Linked DNA regions of Homo sapiens: all the other regions are linked to region 2. A link is a loop called in an ENCODE intact Hi-C map of the cell type or tissue named here. Cell type or tissue: gastrocnemius medialis. All regions are shown on one strand. Region 1 overlaps NXN (nucleoredoxin). Region 2 overlaps NXN (nucleoredoxin). Region 3 overlaps NXN (nucleoredoxin).

Region 1 (8,000 bases), 56 kb after region 2:
CAACTCTCAACTCCAAGGAGACCTATGCTGGGTTTCACAAAGTACTTGAAAGCACACCAAGATGATTCTTGAATAACTGGCATTAGACACGATTCTCACTCCTGGCCAGGCGCCGTGGCTCATGCCTGTCATCCAAGCACTTTGGGAGGCCGAGGTGGGCGGATCACCTGAGGTCAGGAGTTCGAGACCAGCCTGGCCAACATGGTGAACTTCCATCTCTACTAAAAATACAAAAAAACTTAGCCAGGTGTGGTGGTGCACGTCTGTAGTCCCAGCTACTCAAGAGGCTGAAGCAGGAGAATCCCTTGAATCTTGAAGGTGGAGGTTGCAGTGAGCCGAGATCGCACCATTGCACTCCAGCCTTGGTGACAGAGCAAGACTCCATCTCCAAAAAAAAGAAACGCTTCCCGCTCCTAAGTTTTGGGATACCTAAATTCTCTCTCGAGTCAAGTGGCAGGTCTGACCCGGCAGCCTCCCTTCCAAATTCTCCAGGCTCAGGGCAAGCACGTGTCCGGGGCTGTCCTGCACCAACTTTTTGTTTTTCTCCTACTCAGGCATATTCGACCTCCCTGCTCAGGTTCCAGTGACTTCCTCAGAGCAACAGGGCTGATTCCCACGACCCCAGGCCCCAGGGCCGAGTGCCAGGTGCTCAGGTCGCAGCTGTCCCTCAACACCACTCGGGAAGGGGGCTAACTGCCCGGACGGGCCCCAGGATCACGAGCCTCCTCTCCTTCCCTGATGGCCCAACAGGAAAAAGTACTGTGGCTGCCAAGCCATCTGGATGGAATGGAATGGCTCTCTACCAGTTAGGGGCCGCATCGGCCTAGACTCCCAGATTGAAGCACCTGACCTTCTGTAAATTCCTTTCTTTACATTGCACATATTTCAGCGCTGGTATTCCCCCTCTTAAGAGCTCTGAGCTGTTGTCCAGTGAGGTAACATGTTTGTTTTTTCAGCCCTGGGTTACAGCCACTCGAGGCTTTCCACATAGGAGGTCTGCCCCGCGTCCCGGGCCTGACCCCAGCCCTTCCACAGGAAAACAACTCTGCTGTCAGGAATGAGCCCCCGCGACGGGGAGAGTGGTCTTTTCTAGAGGCTGGGATATGTAAACTCACACGGGAAAGATGGGCCTGTGGTATTTCCCTCTTTTCCAGCATGCTCATCTCTTTCTTTTTTTTTTTTTTTTTTTTCCTGAGACAGAGTCTCGCTCTGTCACCCAGGCTGGAGTGCAGTGCTATGTTCTCAGCTCACTGCAACCTCCGCCTCCCGGGTTCAAGCGATTCTCCTGCCTCAGCCTCCCGAGTAGCTGGGATTACAGGCATGCGCCACCACACCCTGCTAATTTTTTATTTTTTTTAGTAGAGATGGGGTTTCACCATCTTGGCCAGGCTGGTCTCGAACTCCTGACCTCAGGTGATCCACCCGCCTCGGCCTCCCGAAGTGCTGGGATTACAGGCATGAGACACTGTGCCTGGCCTCATCTCTTCTCTAAGAGCAAAACTTGGCAAAGTCTGACAGACACTGGTTGGACTTCTTTTAAAGGCTACCAGGAAAACTGCCAAGAAATATGACTGGCCCAGCCAGACGCGGTGGCTCACGCCTGTAATCCCAGCACCTCGGGAGGCCGGACGCGGTGGCTCACGCCTGTAATCCCAGCACCTCGGGAGGCCGAGGCGGGCGGATCACAAGGTCAGGAGATTGAGACCATCCTGGCTAACACGGTGAAACCCTGTCTCTACTAAAAAAAAATACAAAAAAAATTAGCCGGGCGTGGTGGCGGGCGCCTGTAGTCCCAGCAACTCGGGAGGCTGAGGCAGGAGAATGGCGTGAACCCGGGAGGCGGAGCTTGCAGTGAGCCGAGATTGTGCCACTGCACTCCAGCCTGGGCGACAGAGCGAGACTCCATCTCAAAAAAAAAAAAGAGAGAGAGAGAGAAATATGACTGGCCCAGCCATACAGAGGCTGAGAATCTGGAGGCTGGTCTGCCATCTGACCGCCTCCTCCCTGAGCCTCAGTTTCCCTGCCTGTCAAAGAAGACTGTGGCCACATAATCCCCCTGTCCTTTCCAGGGTATCATTCAGTGACTGCATTGTTCAATATTTTGAAATAAGGGCATTTAATTATGATGACAGCACCAATAAACACTGAGACTCACCTTTCTGCTTGGAATTCCAAACCTCTTCCCACCGGAATCCCGCCAAGCCTTCAACTCTCCATCCAAACCATTCATTCTTTCTTTCAATAAACACGGTGCCAAGTATTTACTAATAAGAGGTGTCGAACGTGTTAAGTAAGAAGGACACAAGGAGGAAAGACAGTTTCTCTGCCCTCAGGAAACCATCGGGTCTCGTGGAACAGAACAGTGGTCACCGTCTTCTGGCCTTTTCCTCTGTGCCCAGCACTATGTTCAGGGCTTTTTATTTTTATTTATTTATTTTGAGACAGAGATTCTCTCTTGTCACCCAGGCTGGAGTGCAACGGCACAACCTCAGCTCACTGCAACCTCCACCTCCCGGGTTCCCGCCATTCTCCTGCCTCAGCCTCCCAAGTAGCTGGGACTACAGGCGCCCGCCACCACGTCCGGCTAATTTTTTGTATTTTTAGTAGCAATGGGGTTTCACCGTGTTAGCCAGGATGGTCTCGATCTCCAGACCTCAGGTGATCCGTCCACCTCAGCCTCCCAAAGTGCTGGGATTACAGGCGTGAGCCACCGCGCCTGGCCAAGAGCTTTTTATATCAGTCATCGTCTTAAACCTCCACCGCAACCTGACAAGGTGGACGCTGCTATCGTTCCCACTTTACAGATGAGGAAGTGGGGTTAAAGTAACTTGCCCAAGATCTCAAAGCTGGAGAGCGGGAAAGATGGATCAGAACCAGGTCATCCAGGAGAGAGGCTGGCCCCTCCGTTCTCAGAGCTCCTGCGGGCAACTCCAGCCCTTTTAGAACCAATACCATGGTCATCACCCAGAAAAAACTCTAAATTTATAGGTATATATATTTCATGCCTTATCTCCCCAGCTTAATTATAAACGCCTTTGAAAGCTGGGACTGAGTCATTTATTTCTCTGCATCCTGACACTGCCTGAGGCCAGTGAGATGCTCAGAAAACATGTGACCAGCAGGGGCCTGGCGGAGCTGAGACAAGGCAACAACGTGCAAAGGTGATTTGTGTAATATGAGCACATACGATGAAAACATCTGGCTTGAGAGCGTCCTCATCCCTGTCACCACCCCCCTCCCCCAACACTACGCCGTGTGGAAAACACCTAGAGGAACTTCCTCTACTTCACACACAGAAGCCAGGAACCCCCCGGGATCTTCTCTGCACTCTAAGGAAGCTGATAGAAAATGCATTTCTGGGCCGGGCGCAGGGGCTCACTTCGGCCATCCCAGCACTTTGGGAGGCCAAAGCGGGTGGATCATGAGGTCAGGAGTTCAAGACCAGCCTGGCCAAGATGGCGAAACACCGTCTCTACTAAAAATACAAAAATTACCTGAGCGTGGTGGTGCACGCCTGTAGTCCCAGCTACTCGGGAGGCTGAGGCAGGAGAACTGCTTGAACACGGGAGGTGTAGGTTGCAGTGAGCCAAGATCAAGCCACTGCACTCCAGCCTGGGCGACAGAGCAAGACTCCATCTCAAAAAAAAAAAAAAGCATTTCTGCAACCCGGCCCAGCAGAAGGTTCTTTGGTTTGAGTGTGGCCTCCTTGGTCAAAAGCACCTGTCTCCTATCCCGTCAAGGAGGTCAAACCTCCTTGGTACAAAAAGCACCTGTTTCCTGTCCTGTGGCATGTCTGGAACCCAGACTCTCTTTCTCAGTCCAAGCCCAGACCCGAGAGAGGCAGCTCTCACCTTGCAAACAGACCCCCGCAGTCAGCTTCTCAGTCTTCACACAGAAATCACACCTCCACGTCAGCATCGCCCAGAATGTATGTTCCTGGGGCTCTGCCAAGGGAACCTCTGTTTTCCTCACAGAACGTGAAAATGTTTCCACGGAGCACGGGCAGCCCCCATCACTCATCAGGTTCCAAACATGCATCCTCTCGCTCCATCCTATACTTAGGCGCCTCGGCAGGATCAAATGAACCCTCTCCGTCTCAACTTTCCCCTTCCTTCCCACACGGCTATTTATATCTGGAATATCTCTCTGTCTTAATCCACTGGACTACCCTCCCCCTCGTTTGAAAAGGTCACTTGCACATTCTTCTTTCCAGAAGGCTTTTCTTGCAGGAGGTGGCTGCCAGCTTGTCCCTTCCCCGGTGCCTCTGCCCAACAAGACATGACGGTGAGCAAGGTTACTCATCTTCCGAAAATGCTAACGTGCTGACTGGGGCTAACCCTACGCTAAAGCAAAGCCTTCAAAAACTGGAAGCAGCAGGGCGCGGTGGCTCGCACCTGTCATCCCAGTGCCTGGGAAGGCTGAAACAGGAGGATCGCTTGAGGCCAGGCGTTCAAAACCAGCCCGGGCAACATAGCAGGACTCCAACTCTACAAAAATTAATCTTAAAAATTAGCTCACTCCTATCATCCCAGCACTTTGGGAGGCCGAAGCGGGTGGATCACGAGGTCAGGAGTTCGAGACCAGCCTGGCCAACATGGTGAAACCCCATCTGTACTAAAAATACAAAAATTAGCCAGGCGTGGTGGCGTGCGCCTGTAGTCCCAGCTACTCAGGAGGCTGAGGCAGGAGAATCACCGAGGCGGAGGTAGAAGTGAGCCCAGATTGTGCCACTGAACTCCAGCACAGGCGACAGAGCGAGACTCCCTCTCAAAAAATAAAATAAAATAAAAATTAGCTGGGGAGGTGGTGAGCTCCTGTAGTCTCAGCTTCTCAGGGGGCTGAGGTGGGAGGATCGCTTGAGCCCAGGAGGTCAGGGCTGCAGTGAGTCATGATCACACTACTGTGCTCCAGCCTGGGTGACAGCCTGAGACTTGTCTTTAAAAAAGAAACACACACACACACATACACACACACACACACGATACGAGTTCTTTCATCTTGCAAGAAAGAATCATGCGGATGTGCGCGGAGCCGAGGGACCATGGTGGCCGCGGTGTGGTCACTGATGAGGTTCCTCATCACGGGCGGTGTGGCTGGAGGCGCGTCGACCTGATGTATGGCCAGGAGCTGCTGGGGCCCAGCAACAAGAGCCGAGCGCCCCTACGGAAGGCTGGAGAGGTGGTTCCCCGCCACGTACCAGTTCAGCCAGTACGTGTGTCAGCAGACAGGCCTGCAGATACCCCAGCTCCCAGCCCCTCCAAAGCCTTCCTTTCCCCTCCATGACTCCTGGAATGCAGGTATCATCACAGCTCTGTAGGCCCCTCCCAGGCCCGCGACACTCCAAGGAGGGCTGGGAGTACGTGGAGTCGCGCAGAGGCTGCCTGCCCCGGCCAGAGCGGGAGAACGGGCAGGGCGCCACTGGCCTGAGGACTCCAGACTGGGACCCCACTCCCAGGGAAGCTCCCAGCCTCACCGGCCCAATAAAGGACTTCAGAAGTGAGAAAAAAAAAAAAGGTGAAATAGGCCAGGCGCAGTGGCTCACACCTGTAATCCCAGCACTTTCGGAGGCTGAGGCGGGCAGATTACTTGAGGTCAGGAGTTCAAGACCAGCCTGGCCAACATGGTGAACCCCTTTCTACTAAAATACAAAAATTAGTTAGGTGTGGTGGCAGGCGCCTGTGATCCCAGCTACTCCAGAGGTTGAGGCAGGAGAATCATTTAAACCCGGGAGGTGAAGGTTGCAGTGATCTTAGATCGCGCCACCACACTCCAGCCTGGGGAACAAGAGCGAGACTCTGTATAAAAAAAAAAAAAACAGGGCTGGGTGTGGTGGCTCATGCCTGTAATCCCAGCACTTTGGGAGGCTGAGGCGGGTGGATTACTTGAGGTCAGGAGTTCCAGACCAGCCGGGCCAACACAATGAAACCCTGTCTCTACTAAAAATACAAAATTAGCTGGGCATGGTGGCAGGTGCCTGTAATCACAGCTACTCGGGACACTGAGGCAGGAGAATCGCTTGAACCCGGGGGGCAGAGGTTGCGGTCAGCCGAGATTGCACCACTGCACTCCAGCCTGGGAGACAGAGCGAGACTCCATCTTTAAAAAAAAAATGGAATAATCAAGTGATTACATTTGGAACATGTGGGAATCAGAAACCCACCACCCACGGAGGCCACCACCTAACACAACAGTAAGCAATGGGGGTATTTACTTCAATCTTCCTTTTTATGTATCTGTTTAATACAGTGCCATCTATAATCATGGTATCATGTATAATTTGGGATCTCGCTTTTCTGAATGCAGTATGTGAAGTATAGGTCTACAGCTCTATATTCCAGCAAAAACTTTTAACCGCCAACCCTTTTTTTTGTGACAGGGTCTCCTTCTGTCACTCAGGCTGGGGTGCAGTGGCAGGATCACGGCTCACTGCAGCCTCAACCTCCCAGGCTCAAGTGATCCTCCTGCCTCAGCCTCCTGAATAGCTGGGACTACAGGTGTGCACCAACATGCAGGGCCAATTTTTTAAGTTTTTGGAGAGACAGGATCTCCCCATGTTGTCCAGGCTGGACACAAGTCCCTGGGCTCAAGCGATGCTTCCACCTCAGCATCCTGAGTAGCTGAACTACAGGCACACACCACCATGCCTGGCTAATCATTTTATTTTTAGCAGAAACAAGGTCTTGCTATATTGCCCAGGCTGGCCTCAAACTCCTGGGCTCGAGTGATCCTCTCACCTTGGCCTCCCAAAGCACTGGGATTACAGGTGTGAGCCACCACGCCTGGCCAATTAACTCGATTTTTTTTTTTTTTTGAGATGGTGTCTCGCTCTGCCACCCAGGCTGGAGTGCAGTGGCGCAATCTCGGCTCACTGCAAGCTCCGCCTCCCAGGTTCAAGTGATTCTCCTGCCTCAGCTCCTGAGTAGCTGGGACTACAGGCACCCGCCACCACGCCCGGCTAATTTTTTCTATTTTTAGTAGAGACGGGGTTTCACCGTGTTCGCCAGGATAGTCTCGATCTCCTGACCTCGTGATCTGCCTGCCTCGGCCTCCCAAAGTGCTGGGATTACAGCCGTGAGCCACCGTGCCTGGCCAATTAACTCGATTTTTAATAGCTATTCAGGCTGGGCACAGTGGCTCATGCCTGTAATCCCAGCACTTTGGGAGGCTGAGGCAGGCGGATCACCTGAGGTCAGAAGTTCCTGACCAGCCTGGCCAACACGACAAAAGCCCTTCTCTGCTAAAAATACAAAAATTAGCCGGGTGTGGTGGCGCGTGCCTGCCACTTGGGAGGCTGAGGCGGGAGAATCGCTTGAACCCGGGAGGCAGAGGTTGCAGTGAGCCGAGATCATGCCATTGCACTCCAGCCTGGGCGACAGAGTGAGACTCCGTCTCAAGAAAAAAAAAAAAGAAAAAGAAATAGCTGTTCAACAAGACAGTAAGTATTGTAATTTACTTAACCCTTCCATGATTGTTAACATTCAGAGGATTTCCAGGGTCTCACTAGGATATACAGCTGTAAGGAATCTCTTCAGGAGGGCAAGGTAAAATGAGGTAAGCATCTTAACAGTTTTGTCCTAACCTACAGGATGTACATTTCATCTGCATTTATGACTAATTCAGATCATATTCTCACTTCTAAACTGACATTAATTCCCCTTCCCTTCTTAAATCAAGTCCTCCCTTAGGGCTCACTGAATCTTTGAAAAGTTTGCCTTTCATAATTTCTACTATCTATTTATTTAATTAACATTCCCATAGCAACCCTTTGACTTTTCTTAAGCAACTTGCTTACATGAACCTGCAACCAAATGAATTATAAATTTTCTCAGTGGCCTCATAAAGAAGAAAATAAGGAACATTAGCTGGGTGCAGTGGCTCACACCTGTAATCCCAACACTTTGCCAGGTGGAGGCGGGTGGATCACCTGAGGTCAGGAGTTCAAGACCTTCCTGACCAACATGGTGAAACCTCGTTTCTACCAAGAACACAAAAATTAGCCA
Region 2 (8,000 bases):
TTTGATCCCATCTTTACCTACTAATTCCCACTCTGCCATCTGGAGCTCGTCCGGACGCCACCTCCTCTGAGAAACTACTCTGAGGCCAGGTGTAATGTCTCACCCCTGTAATCCCAGCACCCTGCCTGGAACAGCTTTGATCTTCTTTACCTACTAACTCTTACTCTGCCGTCAGGAACTCGTCCGGACGCCATCTCCTCTGAGAAACTACTCTGAGGCCAGGCGCAATGTCTCACACCTGTAATCCCAGCACTTTGGGAGGCTAAGGTGGGAGGACCACTTCAGGCCAGGAGTTCAAGACCAGGCTGGGTAAGATGGAGAAATTTCATCTTTACAAAAAATACAAAAATTAGCCAGGACGGTAGTGCACACCTATAGTTCCAAGCTGAGGTGGGAGGACTGCTTGAAACTGGGAGGTCGAGGCTGCAGTGAGCCATGAGGGCACCACTGCACTCCAGCCTGGGTGACAAAACAGACTGTCTCAAAAAAACAAAAACAAAACAAAAAAACTACTCTGAAAGTCATTTCTTCCTATCCCCTCCCTGCAAAGAAGGAAGGACAGGGCTGGGATTCTGCCTCTGTGCATGCTTTTTTTTTTTTTCTTTTTTTTTGAGACAGAGCCTTGCTCTGTCGCCCAGGCTGGAGTGCAGTGGCACGATCTTGGCTCACTGCAACCTCTGCCTCCCGGGTTCAAGTGATTCTCCTGCCTCAGCCTCCCGAGTAGCTGGGATTACAGGCACCCACCACCATGCACAGCTAATTTTTGTATTTTTAGTAGAGACGCGGTTTCACCATGTTGGTCAGGCTCGTCTTGAACTCCTGACCTCAGGTGATCCACCCGCCTCGGCCTCCCAAAGTGCTGGGATTACAGGCGTGAGCCACCGCACCCCGGCCTGTGCATGCTTTTCTTACAGCACCTTTTATATTAATAGTACTATAACTGTCTCCTTACTTTGCTTAATACTCCATCTATCCATCCATTAATTCAACAAATATTGACGTGCTGGGTACAAAAAATAAGACCCTGAGAGAGACACCTGGATGCCCGCTCTCCTGAGCTCATATTCTCGTGAGGGAGGACGATCAATAAACAACAATAAACAAGAAAATGGCAGGTATTACTGAGAGCTGCAAAGAAGATACAGCTTGCTTCTCTTTCCCGCAAGGAGATTTAGCTCCTTGAGGGCAAAGACTGATTCACTCATGATTATATCGTCAGGAATTAGCGCTGAGCCTTAAAAAACAAAACCACGGATTCCGCACTTTCCTCCTTTCTCTCCTCTCTGTTACGGAGATTTAGGTACAGGGTTTCTTTTCCTGGGAGACAGTAAAAAAAGCTTCCTGCAGGGAGGGTCTTGCCCAGTTGATAAATTTTACAAGCTGGGGGCGGTGGTGCACGCCTGTAGTCCCAGCTACTAGGGAGGATGAGGCAGGAGGATAGCCTGAGCCCAGGAGTTCGAGGCTGCAGTGAGCTATGATCATGTCGTTGCACCCCAGCCTGAGTGACAGAGTGAGACCCTGTCTCTAAATTAATTATTTTCACAAAGGAAATCAAAGGGCTTTTGTTAAAGTAAATGATATCCTCAAGCTATAGAGTTTAACACTAAAACTTTTCTGAGGGCCGGGCGTGGTGGCTCATGCCCGTAATCCCAGCACGTTGGGAGGCCGAGGCAGGCGGATCTCCTGAGGTCAGGAGTTTGAGACCAACCTGACCAACATGGAGAAACCCTGTCTCTACTAAAAATACAAAATTAGCGGGGTGTGGTGGCGCATGCCTGAAATCCCAGCTACTTAGGAGGCTGAGGCAGGAGAATCGCTTGAACCCGGGGGGGCAGAGGTTGTGGTGAGCCAAGATTGCGCCATTGCACTCCAGCCTGGGCAACAAGACCGAAACTCCGTCTCAAAACAAAAAAAGGAAAAAAAAACACAAACTTTCTGAAGATATAGCCAAAAAGCTCATGAAGAGAGACAGCATTTTATAGATGGAGAAATGGAGGCCTGGAAATGGTGAGCTGCCCAAGGCCACAATGCCAGGAACCCAGAGCTGACCATCTGGCTTCAGAGCCCACTCTCTTCCCCACCAGATTCCCACCTCTTGCAGGAACAGAGAGGCACGAGGAAGGTACAAACATCAGGAGGAAATCTCTTTCCTCCCAGGAGGCTGCTGGCAAACCATGGCATCAGGATCCTCCCAGGGTGGGAAGGGAGGGTGGTGAGTTTATTTACAAGCAAAATGAATCTGCCCGTTCAAGGAGAAGAAACATGAATGATACTAGTTTTTCAAATTCTTACCACTGGGACTGGCCCTAAACTTTAGCACTTTATTAGAAAGCCAAAAACCACTCAAAAGCTAACGTCTACAGAGAAGACGGCCAAAAAAAAAGTACCTTTTTTTCTCTTCATGGAAAGTTTTCTAATATTTAAAAGCTCAGGATTATTCTGCAGAGACGTTATAAATGACCCAATCTGCAGGGCTGGAAGCATCTTCTGGGAGGCAGGGGAGTTTTGAGAGAAAAGTGTGGACTTTATGAAAAGATAGATCTGCATTCTTTTTTTTTTTTTTTTTTTTTTTTGGATGGAGTTTAAGCTCTTTTTGCCCAGCCTAGAGTGCAATGGCACGATCTTGGTTCATTGCAACCTCCACCTCCCGGGTTCAAGTGATTCTCGTGCCTCAGCCTCCCGAGTAGCTGGGATTGCAGGCATCCACCACCACGCCTGGCTAATTTTTGTATTTTTAGTAGAGATGGGGTTTCACCATGTTGGCCAGGATGGTCTCGATCTCCTGACCTCACTTGATCTGCCCGCCTCGGCCTCCCAAAGTGATGGGATTACAGGCATGAGCCACGGCGTCCGGCCAGATAGATCTGCATTCTCATTTGTATCCAAAACCCCTCTGAGCCTCAACGTCACCCTCTGCAACATGCAGGGATCTGTGGGGGGAGATGATCTCTACATGAAATGGAATAACAGTATCTGGCACAAAGGCAGACACTTAATCAACGCTAGCTCCTTTCCTCTCCGCAGTTTATTCCGGGGAAGAACTCTGGCCTGGGAAACAGCAGACCTGGTCCAACTCCCGGCTCTGCCAGATCCCAAGTGACTCAAATGCTTCAGCTGCCCTGACCTCTGCTTCCTCGTTACTAAAATGAAAAGCACGGGATCTACCTCCAACAACAGTCATGGGATTCAAGGACACCAGGACACCTCCCCCGTGAAAACCAGGGCAATGAATTCAAACAAAGCACATTAACTAAATCTAAATCTAAATCGATGGCATTTTGTCCCATAAACACTCAGCCTGAAAGTCTCTCCTTCAGCTTGCTGTTTGTTTTTTTGTTTTGTTCTGTTTTTTGGAGATGGGATATCGCTCTGTCGCCCAAGCCGCAGTGCAGTGGCGCAATCTCAGCTCACTGCAACCTCTGCCTACTGGGTTTAAGTCATTCTCCTGCCTCAGCCTCCTGAGTAGTTGGGATTACAGGCACCCACCATCATGCCCAGCTAATTTTTGTATTTTCAGTAGAGACGGGGTTTCGCCATGATGGCCAGGCTGGTCTCAAACTCCTGACCTCAGGTGATCCACCTGCCTCAGCCTCCCAAAGTGCTGGGATTGCAGGTGTGAGCCACCGCACCCGGCCTCAGCTTGCTGTTTAAACATGGTCTCATGCAGAGCCATCTGCCTGTGAGCTGGACAGCCACACGGTCCAGGGTTCCAGCCCTCCAGGCTCATCTCCCAAAAATACCCTCGGGTGTTTGTCCCAGCTAGTGAGTCAGGACTGAACCTGATACCAGGGAACAGTGTTGCTGCTGTCAGGGCATCTCTCGCCAGTTTCATTATTCACTGCTCCCACTCGCACGACGGACCCACGTCCGCCGTCCGTTCCAGACATAAGCCAACGCTCGCTCTGGCGTTCTCAGAAACCGTTCCGGTAACAGAAAAAGCTTTTTAACTTCCCGTGAGATCCACGAGGATCCGTGAGGTTGATACTTCAAGTCGAAGGCACGAGAATGTCCTTCTGAACCTGAAAATCACGGTGAAGGTCCTCGGGACATCTACATCGAGGCAGAAACAGATTTACTAGGGAGAAGGCAGTGGAGAGAAAAAGGCGACACAAGAAAAGATGCTGCCTCACTGGGCCGTCCTGCCCTGTCCCCTCCCCCAAAAGGTGAGCAGAGAAAGCTTTTTAAAGGCAACTGTCACTCAGTGGCAATGCCACTGGCTTTCTAGGACTTACTTTCTTCCCTCCAAACCTGTTTACGAAGGAGACGTGAGGAAAAAAGGTAAGAGTCACACAGAACAAGCACCACGACAGCCCCTCCCATCATCAGCCCCTCCCATCATCAGCCCCTCCCATCATTCCATCCACCACCCTGGTACTCACACTATTTTAACACAACACAATGGCCTCTGCCCATCATTCTTTTTTTTTTTTTTTAAGACTGACTTTCGCTCATCACCCAGGCTGGAGTGCAATGGCGCGATCTCAGCTCACTATAACCTCCGCCTCCCGGGTTCAAGCGATTCTCCTGCCTCAGCTTCCCAGGTAGCTGGGATGCACCATCACGTCTGGCTAATTTTTTATATTTTTAGTAGAGATGGGCTTTCTCCATGTTGGTCAGGTTGGTCTCGAACTCCCGAACTCAGGTGATCCGCCCACCTCGGCCTCCCAAAGAGCTGGAATTACAGGCTGAGCCACCGCACCCAGCCTCCCCTCCCATCATTTCATCGACCACCCTGGTACCCACAATATTGAACACAATGTATAACTATAATAACAACAATAATAAAAGCAGCTAACAGTTATGACGTGCTCACCTCTTCAATTCTGCTACAAGTTTTTTTGTTTTTTTGTTTTTGTTTTGAGACAGAGTCTCACTCGGTCACCCAGGCTGGAGTGCAGTGGTGCCATCTTGGCTCACTGCAACCTCCTCTTCCAGTGTTCAAACGATTCTCCTGCCTCAGCCTCCCAAGTAGCTGGGATTACAGGCGCCCGCCACCATGCCCAGTCTCTGTTTTTTGATCTATGCTTTTTTTTTTGAGACAGGGTCTCGCTCTGTCACCCAGGCTGGAGTGCAGTGGTATGATCACAGCTCACTGCAACCTCTGCCTCCCAGGCTCAAGCAGATTCTCCCACCTCCACCTCCTGAGTAGCTGGGACTACAGGCGTGCGCTACCACACCCAGCTAACTTTAAAATTTTTTGTAAAGACGGTGTTTTGCCTTGTTGCACAGGCTGGTCTCAAACTCCTGGGCTCAAGTGATCCTCCTGCCTCAGCCTCCCAAAGTGCTGGGATTCCAGGCGTGAGCCAGGACACCCAGCCTCTGCTACAAGTTCTATACATATGGGCTCACTTAGTACCCACGACAACCCTTTGAGGTATTATTATCCCCATTTTCCAGATAGAACACTGAGGTTCAGAGAGGCTAAGGAGCTGCCGGAAGTCATACAACGTATTATGACCGCAGCCAAAGGGCCTGACGCCTGCCTTCATTCAGGGTAGACCAAATCCCCACTGGGGCGGCCCCCTCCGAAGCCAACCTCACCCCCCACGGGCAGATTCCTAACAAAATTCACGCTCCCTTGTTTGTGGTAAAAGTCACTAGTCTGTGGACAAGGAGGAGTTAAGGCTGCATTTGTAGACGCAGAACCTAGTTTTCTGAGTTTTGTGGGCTGAAGTCAGACTTGTAGCATTAACTTTAACGTAAATTTTTTTGGAGGTGATTCATGTAGAATTCCTGCCAAGAATTTTCATAATTAGACTGAATAAGGCCAAACTCTGTCCGTACATGCCTCACCGCGTCGACTGCCCTAAGAGTTCTTCTGCAGCCCCAGCAAAGCCTGGGGAAGGGCTGGCCGAGCGGACTTCCAAAACTCCCAGGTTGTAAGCGGGCCTTGCTGCGGAGAGCGGGACCTGCGGGCTGCCCGGACGTCGGACGCCGTCCGGCTTCCATCCGACAGACTGGCCCCAGTTTTATGGTGCCCCGTGGCCACGAAGGACAAAAGGAAAGGACGCACACGTCGGAAAAAGCTTATAAAACAAGAGCCTTTCCCAGTGGCCTCTTTTCCGAGGGCTGTAAAGTCTCTCTCTCTGATGTGGTGATTTTCAGCATTTTTCCCCTCCACTTTGACCCAACACATTCCCATCAGTAACAGGAACTCACCCACATGGCAGTATTTTTTCGTTTACTTGTTTGTTTTTGAGACACAGCCTCACTCTGTCACCCGGGCTGGGGTGCAATGGTGCCATCTCGGCTCACTGCAACCTCTGCCTCCCGGGTTCAAGCGATTCTCCTGCCTCAGTCTCCTGAGTAGCTGGGATTACAGGCGCATGCAATCACATCCAGCTAATTTTTGTATTTTTAGTGGAGATGGGGTTTCACCATCTTGGCCAGGCTGGTCTCGATCTCCTGACCTCAGGTGATCTGCCCACCTCGGCCTCCCAAAGTGCTGGGATGACAGGCGTGAGCCACCATGCCCGGCCCTTGGCAGTATTTTTTACAGGTAAGGGAAGAATACACATCTTTACTCCTCACCCTTAGAGAAGCAGAGTCTGTATGACATGAAGGGTTTGGCAAAGCCCCCTGCAAGGTCTGTTTCCCGTCTTCTGCTCCTCTTCACACACAAGCGTGTGTGCCACATTCACACTCCTACACCCACAACTACGGATCTAACACACAGTCCCCAAACATACACTCTGCCAATGAATCAAGACTTACCTGGAAGGCTATGTCATTAAAATCACTGGAATTATATTAAAATTCTAAAATAGGCCAGGTGTGGTGGCTCATACCTGTAATCCCAGTATTTTAGAATGCCGAAGCAGGCAGACTGCTTGAGCCCAAGAGTTCGAGACCAGCTGGGCGACACAGCAAGACCCTGTCTGTAAATGTAAATATATATATATATATATAGATGCCGGGCATGGTAATGCACACACATAGTTTCAGCTATTCAGGAGGTGGGAAAATCCCTGGAGCCCAGGAGCTAAGAGGCTGCAGTGAGCTAAGAATGCACCACCACACTCCAGTCCAGGTGACAGAACGAGATCCTGTCGGTTAAAAATAAAAAAAGTGAAATAAAGAATGTATAAGTTTCTTAAAGCAGTCTTCAAAACAGAAAGGGAAGTTTAAAGCAACCTGCTGCCCCAAAATGGAGGGGTGCTCTTACAGGCTAGAACGTAGTAAAATATGAGACATGTTACCGATACAAGACAGAAATCATGCTATTGCAAACCACAGAAAATAGTTCTAGGCCAGTGCCGTTCAATAGAAATATAATGTAAGCCACATGTATCATCTTAAATTTCTTAACAGTGAAAGGTAAAAAGGGTTGGGCATGGCATGGTGGCTCACACTTGTAATCCCAGCACTTTGACAGGCTGAGGCGGGAGGACTGCTTGAGCCCAGGAGTTTGAGATCAGCCTGGGCAACAAAGCGAGACCCTATCTCTACAAAAAATTTAAAAATTAGCTGGGCATGGTGGCATGTGCCTGTGGTCCCAGCTACTCAGGAGGTTGGGGTGGGAGGATCGCTTGAGCCCAGGAGGCAGAGGTCGCAGTGAGCCACAATCGTGCCATTGTACTCCAGCCTGAACTACAGAGTGAGACCTTGTCTCAAAAAAAAAAAAAAGAAAAAGGTAAAAAGGTACAGGTGAAGTTAATCTTAATATATTTTAACCCAATACATCTGAAACATGATCATGTTGAAATGTAATCAATATAAACGAATAGTAATAGGACATATTACATTCCTTTCATCGTATCTGGGTCTCAGGGGCCTGGTGCACTTTATACCTTCAGTGCATCTCGATGTAGACTTGCCTCATTCTCAGGTACCTGCTTCGCAGCCATGAGAAGCTAGTGGCGGCCCCTGGACCACACAGCTCTGGGAAGTGGCACCATATAGTTAAGAAGTGTCCAGGGTTCTACTTACTTCTAAACTGTGTATTTTTGAATGACTGGCCTGGAATTAATAAATAAATAAATACCATGTTTTTTAAAGTT
Region 3 (8,000 bases), 100 kb before region 2:
AGACCGTCACAACTTTTCCCTGTGACTGCAGCCTCTGAGAAAAGCAACTCTGGGCAAAGCATAGGTGTCCAGATGTGCCTGGAGCTCACGCTGGGTGCCCACCGGCTGGCCCTTCGGTTCCTGCTTCGGGGCAGAGAGCGTTGAAATCACTCTCCCCTCGCCCCAGCCGCTGGCTCCTGGCTGGGAGCCTGGTCATTAAGGTCCAGAGGAGAAACAGACCTCTGGGGACCTGCCGTTCACCTGGGACCTTCCGCTGCTTGCCCCGGGGTTGACAGCAACCCCAGATGTCCGCACCAGCCACGCTGGGCCACACTTAGCCCCACTTTTGCCATTCTACCACGCACAGCCCTCACACACACTCCCCATCCAAGGTTCCAGGGCTCTGGGCTGAAAATCACCAGCTGTACTGCAGGGCCTGGGGCTGCCCTCTTGACCAAGCTACCTCTCCCTCAGGAGCAGAGCTGACAGGCTCACCTGTTTTTAAGAAAACATGTTGCCACCTTAAAAATTCCATGATTGTGTTTCCTCTGTTTTCTTTTTTTTTTTTTAGATGGGGTTTTGCCACGTTGCCTAGGCTAGTCTTGAACTCCCGGCCTCAAGCTATCCTCCTGCTTCAGCCTCGAAAGTGCTGGGATGCCAGGCGTGAGCCCCTGCGCCCGCCATGTTTCCTGTTTTCATCAGTGCAGGGAGTGCACACATGTAATAAGCTAGGAGCCAAGTTAGTGGATGAGCTGGTTTATTGCTCAGGATGACTGAAGTCTCAACTACGGAACCATGTTACATTCGAGCAGCTGAGACAGCAGCTGAAGCCAGGTCCTCCCGAAGCTTCAGGAAGCCTGCTTGATGCTCCACGGCTGAGAGTGACAGAGAATCCAGAATAGCTTATGGATGGGTCAGTTCTCGTCTCACCACACTCCCAATATCCAGCTTCCTGGACTGTTGTGTAGGGAAGAGCCACTTTTTTCAGTTGAAGTCTGAGTTCTTATGGGCCATGACCAAGGCTGCTGCTTCCTCAAAAGGCACGAAGGGGGCCGCGTGCGGTGGCTCACGCCTGTAATCCCAGCACTTTGGGAGGCCAAGGCGGGCGGATCACGAGGTCAGGAGTTTGAGATCAGCCTGGCAAACATGGCGACACCCTGTCTCTACTAAAAATACAAACATTAGCCCGGCGTGGTGGCGTGTGCCTGTAGTCCCAGCTACTTGGGAGGCTGAGACAGGAGACTTGCTTGAATGTGGGAGGCGGAGGTTGCAGTGAGTCAGATCGTGCCACTGCACTCCAGCCTGGGTGACAAAAGTGAAACTCTTGTCTTTAAAAAAAAAAAAAAGAAATGCAGGAAGGGAACAGGGAACAAGGCTGGGGAGGGAGGAGCCGACGGCTGCAGCAAGCTCCGGCCTCAGCCTCCCTTCCCTGCTCCTCTGAGATGCCGAGGGCGGGGCGTACTCACTGCAAGCCTGCCAAGTAGGACCTCCATGTCCTCTGACATTCGAGAGATGGATTTTTTGGCCCTGAGATCACGTCTCCTACTGTGTCGTCATTCTAGCACCTGTGGGTGACTTCCTCATGTGAGTGAGGCATAAGCACCCGGAATCCGGACTGGAGGCCGTCTCTGCCTCTGGATTGCACACTGGCCTACAGACCTGGGGACAGAGTCTTTCACGAGTTGTGTATCGTTTAACAGAAACCCAACAGTTCCACCCAAACCTCCTGACACATTCTCGGGCTTGGGAAGTGTCCCAAAGCACCAAGGGGGTGAGACACACGCCTTGAAAAATGGCAGTAGGCATACTTACCTGTCTTCATGCGCTCACATACGAGGTGTACCTAGAACGCCCTCATGTTATATTCCCAGCACTAATGAAGCTACTGGTCAACAGCTATTTGTTCCCAAAGAATTTTCCCTTGCGCAGCCGCAGCCTGGAGGAAGCAGGGCGTGTGCCCTCGTCTGCTGGCGGCAGCAGTGAGGGGTGTAGCCAAGTGCCCACTTCTCTCATTCAGCTGCTTCGGGGCAAACTGGAAAGATCCTTTGAGCTCACAGCCCCCTGCTCAGTGCTACTCCTGAACCTGCGGGCCTGTGTGCACAGCCACCCACAGCGCGCACAACACATGGGCCTGCCCAGGGCAACGGCACCGTCAACAGCGTGTGCCCTCGCTCAGGGCCCTGCTGGTACTACGCTTCCCAGTGTGCAGGGTTCCCAGACGTGTGTCCTCTCATACATTGCATTTCCTCCCTAAGCTGCACGGGGCAACACCGTGTTAGGTCCCGCGCATCTGCTCCTGGGCCACATCCGGCTCCGTCTGTATTGTTCCTGAATTCAGTTTGCTGTCCTAGAACAAGGCAGCAGGAGGGGAGAACAGCTTTTCAGTGTCTTTAATTAGGCAACAGGAAAAAACAAAGTCTGGCTGAAAATTACTATTTGAAGCTTGGCCGATGCCAACACAGCACTCGCTCCCTGCGTTCTGGTAAGTGATGGCCATTGATTTCAAGGACGTACCAAGGGGCGAAAAGCAAGAGCAGGAAGTCACCTCGCTCTGGAAAAGAAGCTGGTTTTCATCTGCTGTATGTGCTGGTCCCAAACATACCCTTTTCTCTTTTTTTAGTATTTTTTTTCCCAATTAGGAATTCAATGTGGAAAACATACCCTTTTTCTTCAACAGGCTTTTAATGTTGGGAAGACAGGTTAAAAAAAACAACAACAACAGGCTGGCTGTGCCGGCGCACGCCTGGAATCCCAGCACTGTGGGAGGCCAAGGCAGGCAGATCACCTGAGGTCAGGAGTTCGAGACCAGCCTGGCCAACATGGCGAAACCCCGTCTCTACTAAAAATACAAAAATTAGTCAGGCGCGGTGGTGTCGCTTGTAATCTCAGCTACTTGGGAGACTGAGGCAGGAGAATGGCTTGAACCTGTGAGCTGGGATCGTGCCACTGCACTCTAGCCGGGGCGACAGAGCGAGACTCTGTCTCAAAAAAAAAAAAAAAAAAAAACCCTCATCGCTGTTGTGAGGATGAATGGATGGGATCTGGAAGTCACTGTGGTAAACACAAATCTGGGAACCACAGAGTGGCGTTTTCACAGCCGCCCCCAGCCTCCACCTGCAGGGCCTGGTTTTCCTGGCTGCCGGAGGAAGCCCTTGAATATGCCACAGCTGGTGCTGAACCTGCTTCCAATTAGCAACAAGAATCTGAAGGTGGAGCTGCTTGGCGGGGATTATCATGCCACCCACTTCGCCTGCATCTGTGGCCTTTACGACCTCTCACTATCGATCCCTGACACTCAGAAGTGATTCTTCCCTAACGGTTTCCCGCAAAGCAGTCACTGTATAAACCTGAACCTTTGGAGTAAACCTTCCCCACGGGTCTTAAGGAAGCTACAGACCCACTCTAAAAGGGGAATTCTGGTGTCAAGAATCCAGTTGCAATGACTTAGGGCAACCCCCTCGCTGGACTTTGTTCCTCCTGCCCCAAAGGTAAGCAGCTGCTAAGAGAACCCACCTTTCCTCCGAGGCCATCATGATACATGGAGAGAAATCCTGCCACCTCCCACATTCAGGTCGGCCACATTCATCCCACCCACCCCGACCCCTAAGGGAGACTCTGGCAGCGTTCCCAGAGAAGCCTTGAGCCTGGGACCTGCTGGGTTTAAGAGGCTCCCACACTTGGCCCATTCTTCACAAGGAGACCCGTGCGTGATTCCTCCTGTTCTCCCAACCAGCTTTCTCAGGCTTCAGAGGACTCGGCTCCCCTGGAGGGAGGAAATGGGCAAGAATGTCCACAGCAAGGTACGCGATCTGAGGATTCACCCTCCGTCCAGGGCCAAGTCAAACCAGGAGAGACGGTGGCCAGGGCTGCAGGAGGGATCTGCCTCTGCCACGGTCATCCAAATGAGCTTCCTGGCTGCCGGAAGCCAAGAGGATGTGACAGATGCTACATCCTGGGGGTCTCAAAACTCCTGGGACTCAGCTCCCAGCTACCAGGTATCCTCCACTGCCCACCCCGATAGAGCACAGGACCACAAGCAAAAACAACTTTTGTGATCAAGGACAGCAGAGGCCCAGGGTGGATGAGGTCCAGAGATGCCTGCTTTATTTCCTACGGGGTGATCGCATTTCAGGCTGGTAACATCACATAACAAGTCTAATCGCCAACTAGTTGTACGCCTCTGAACTACAAGTCAACAATCCAATTCAGCAAGGAACAACAGTGTCAACAGCTCATTAGCGGGTGGGGACCGGATTTTCCAAATCAATGGTCTTGGCTGGCAGAGTGCTGAGTGGGGCCTGAGTGAATGAGGCTAAAACGCTTGGCCGAAGCCGTCCATCCCCAATCCTGAGAACAGAGTTGTCTGTTTCTCTTTCGGGGGTCAGGTCAGCCCAAGTAAGAGGCCAACAACCTACCTGGGCCGATACAAGGCGACACAAGGCCCACCCGTGGCTGACGCGCCCTCCACCCTCACTCCATCCCGGGGCACAGCTCCTTCCGCTGGTGCTTAGGAAAAGGCGAGGCTTCTGGTAATTTCTCATCTTTGTAGTTCTGCTTTGAAAAGAAAAGGGGGCCGGGCACGGCGGCTCACGCCTGTAATCCCAGCACTTTGGGAGGCCGAGGCGGGTGGATCACCTGAGGTCAGGAGTTCGAGACCAGCCTGGCCAACATGGTGAAACCCCATCTCTACTAAAAATACAAAAATTAGCCAGGTACGGTGGCGGGTGCCTGTAATCCCAGCTACTCGGGAGGCTGAGGCAGGAGAATCACTTGAACCTTGGGGGCGGAGGTTGAAGTGAGCCAAGATGGTGCCACTGCACTCCAGCCTGGGCGACAGAGCAAGACTCCATCTCAAAAAAAAGAAAATAAAAGGGAATGGCAGGGGTGATCGAACGTGGGTGTGGGCACCTCAGCAGAGATCAGGGGCCTTGGGCACAGAGCTGGGTGGAGCGAGAGGTCCGTGCTGGTGCAGAGGTGCTCCTCCTAGGACTCAGGGCTAAGTTTCTTGGGAAGATGTCCAAAGAGAAGGATTCGTTAACAGAATTTCAGGATCGTGGGAGCTGTTTGTATGATATGAACCATTACCTTAGCTACATTTTTCTTCTCACCCAAAAAACCTCTACAAGCTTCCTTTTGCATTTGGAGATCCCCTGCCTGAGAACACAAGAGTGGGCTGCTTTTCTCTCAGACCGAGGAAGACTGTGTTGCTTAGAAAAGGACGTCCTCACCCGCAGCTCTAAGCGGAGGCCCTTTCTCAGCTCAGCCTCCACGCAGGTGTCACCCGGCGGTTCCCCTCTGGCCGTCCGGGGCCGTGTGTGCCGACGTCAGAGTCAGAGCCCGAGCGGGACCCACCGGCCCTCCACGCTCACTCTGCCCAGGACACCCTGGCAGATCCTTCACCAAAAGCTAGTGACTTTGCGAAAGCCATGCAGCCCCGCTCTGGCCGGGCCCCCGGCCATCCCGTGCTCCCAAACAGAGTCTCCAAACACGGTGGACTCTGCCGCTGCTGATTCCACACCCCAGGGTGCTGGCTGAGGAGTTTACTGCAGAAACAAGGCACCACAGAGAGGCTGGACACTTGGGTGGTGGGATTCGGGGCACGCTGGGTAAGTCCAAGGGCGGAAGGAAGGAGGGGGAGGAGGAGAAGGCTGAGTTTTAAATAACGTCTCAGGAGGCCGGAGCCACGCTAGATGGGCTCCGGTTTGAGCTTCTCTGCTAGGAAGTCATTCACAAAGGCCTCCACGATGGCGGGGGTGATCTCCTCCACGTCCATCACGTACTTGGCCCGGGCTGACATGTCCAGGATGGTGAGCAAAGGGGCAGCCTCAGGCAGGTTGGTGTAATCTCGCAGGGAGTCAGTCATGTCATCCTGAAGCCGTCAGGAGGGAGAGAAAACCAAGAAGTTTTAAAGAAAGGAGGGGGAGAGTCCCCTGGGCCCAGTCTCCCCAGGTGTGGTAGCTCCCGCACCCTGAAGAGCCGGCGTTTCCCAAGCAGAGGGCTCCCAGCCTGGGAAGGAGGGAACCCTGCCCTGCCTTCCGGAGGAAGGGGCTGCTTTGTAAAATTCTCTCTTTGCATCCGCCCTGCAAACCACTAGGTAAGTCGTCTGTATTTAATTATTTATGTATTTATTAGCATCAACACCATTTTAATACGTCCTCAGCATTTTAGAAATGTCACATTCTTTTTTTTTTTTTTTTTTTTGAGATGGAGTCTCGCTCTGTCACCCAGGCTGGAGTGCAGTGGCACGATCTCGGCTCACTGCAAGCTCCACCTCCCGGGTTTAAGCAATTCTCCTGCCTCAGCCTCCTGAGTAGCTGGGACTACAGGCGCCCACCACGCCCGGCTAATTTTTTACATTTTTAGTAGAGACGGGGTTTCACCATGTTGGTCAGGCTGGTCTCCAACTCCTGACCTCAGGTGATCCGCCTACCTTGGCCTCCCAAAGTGCTAGGATTACAGGCGTCAGCCACCGTGCCAGTCTAGAAATGTCATAGCCTCTGATTGTTTATTTTTGTAACCAACTGTCAATGATTTGCAGCCCCACTGTGGGTTATCTGAGGCCAATCTGGACTTCAACTCTGGAATGTTTTTAAACAGAGACAGCTCGCTGTGTTCCAACTCCCACCCCTGTGGTTTCAGGCAGGACAGGAGCTGCACAGCCAGCCAGTTCAGAAGACAGCGCTGCTTAAGCACTGTGGAAGCTTACGCTGCCTCACTACTTATCTGAGAAAGAAGCTGGCACTTTATCCTACATTCCCAGCAGCTGTCCTGGTGAATTTCCCTAATAGCAGACATAGCCTCATGCAGACACCAAGGCAAACACAGAAATCCAAAGACAAGGAGAAAGGATTTGTAAGGGAGCTACTTTTTTTTTTTGGAGATAGAGTCTCTTTCTGTTGCCCCAGCTGGAGTGAAGTGGCGCAGTCATAGCTCACTGCAGCCTCCACCTCCTGGGCTCAAGCAATCCTCCCACCTCAGCCTCCTGAGTAGCTGGGACTCTAGCCATGCAGCACCATGCCTGGCTAATTTTTGTACATTTTTTGGAGACACAAAAGTCCAGCCCAGCCAGACGGGAGCCAGCAAACTGCCTTGGAGCAGCCCCTCGTCCACTCTGAACCTTGCCTCCCTCCCCTGTGAAACAGGACAGCGACTACGTTCCCAGCCAGAGAGCCAGGAGCGAAGGAGACAGCCCAGGTGAAATATGCGGCTCTGTGCCTGGCGTACAGAAAACCTGCAAATGCTCCTTCCAGACTTGACACCTCTCAAGGCCGCCCCCGCCCGTGCCCGGCCCCTGCTGTGCTGCAGCCATCTTTTCTCAGAGCCATTCTGCAGGGGTTGGAGTCACTGCATGCCGCGCAGCCTCCCTGGGGCTGGGCTTGGTGTGCAGTGGCCAGTGCCACCCCGAGGCAGGGCCTGTGAACCTCTTTGCTCCCCTCCACCCCCGGGCTGAGCAGGTGACTGGAGCCGCCTGGGAAGGACCCAGGTGCTGGGCTGGGCAGGGCCGGGGGCTGAGGTGATGAATGGGTGGCACAGGGTGTCTGGCTGCCGCCTGCCTCCTCCGTGCCTCTCCTGGGATCCAAACACAGCGTGAAATCAGCACAGGGCTCTGACCAACTGGAGGTACAGATGGGTGGATGGAGGGCAGGGGGCGGCCTCCAAAACTGTCTGTCAGTCAGTGGGGTGGGGTGGGGTGGGGAGGTGGCAGCGCAGGCATGGAGGAGGCTCCTGGGTTGGAGGAGCTCAAGAATGAGAGCCTGCACCTGTGCTGAGTCGCGGAGACGCCCGTCTGCAGGGTGCAGGGTGCAGGGTTCCAGGCCCTGGATAACTGGGTACCTGCGGGAGGGCGCTCTGCTGAAAGCCCCACTTTCCCACCCTGTGAAGAGTCTCCTGCCTGGTCCAGCCCCGCTGGAGACCTCAAAGGGACAGCCTGGGTGAAACAGACGGGGAGCGGCAGCAATTTCCAACCTCAGCACTCACCGGGCCGGCTGGGTGACCGCAGGTATAAGCAGTAGCCCCAGCCA

What was found. A loop is a pair of places that touch in the nucleus more often than their neighbours do. Peaks named below come from ENCODE experiments on the same cell type or tissue, not always from the same donor. Only the 100,000 strongest peaks of a DNase experiment are listed, where the experiment ranks them.
Region 1: a loop joins it to region 2, with 6 times the contacts of the local background. A loop is called at or near these places in 5 of 110 quality-filtered maps.
Region 3: a loop joins it to region 2, with 4 times the contacts of the local background. A loop is called at or near these places in 2 of 110 quality-filtered maps.

Annotation. Positions count from the first base shown.
Region 1 is chr17:953,993-961,992 of GRCh38, forward strand. The region is part of intron 1 of NXN (nucleoredoxin); the gene reads right to left. Among named protein-coding and RNA genes, the nearest start is that of NXN, 22 kb to the right of the region's middle. RefSeq lists an enhancer at 1,150-1,650 and a silencer at 1,741-1,969. In gastrocnemius medialis, no CTCF peak of the experiment used is centred here; DNase peaks (open chromatin) are centred at 3,129, 4,269 and 4,969; H3K27ac peaks cover 6,751 bases.
Region 2 is chr17:898,365-906,364 of GRCh38, forward strand. The region is part of intron 1 of NXN (nucleoredoxin); the gene reads right to left. Among named protein-coding and RNA genes, the nearest start is that of NXN, 77 kb to the right of the region's middle. RefSeq lists enhancers at 1-156, 157-797, 1,301-1,802. In gastrocnemius medialis, no CTCF peak of the experiment used is centred here; DNase peaks (open chromatin) are centred at 3,087, 3,717 and 4,328; H3K4me3 peaks cover 508 bases; H3K27ac peaks cover 5,257 bases.
Region 3 is chr17:795,284-803,283 of GRCh38, forward strand. It overlaps NXN (nucleoredoxin), which reads right to left. Exons shown (of 8, transcript NM_022463.5): 8 at 4,027-5,848. The coding sequence ends at 5,666. Among named protein-coding and RNA genes, the nearest start is that of MRM3, 17 kb to the left of the region's middle. In gastrocnemius medialis, no CTCF peak of the experiment used is centred here; a DNase peak (open chromatin) is centred at 6,538; H3K4me3 peaks cover 468 bases; H3K27ac peaks cover 6,582 bases.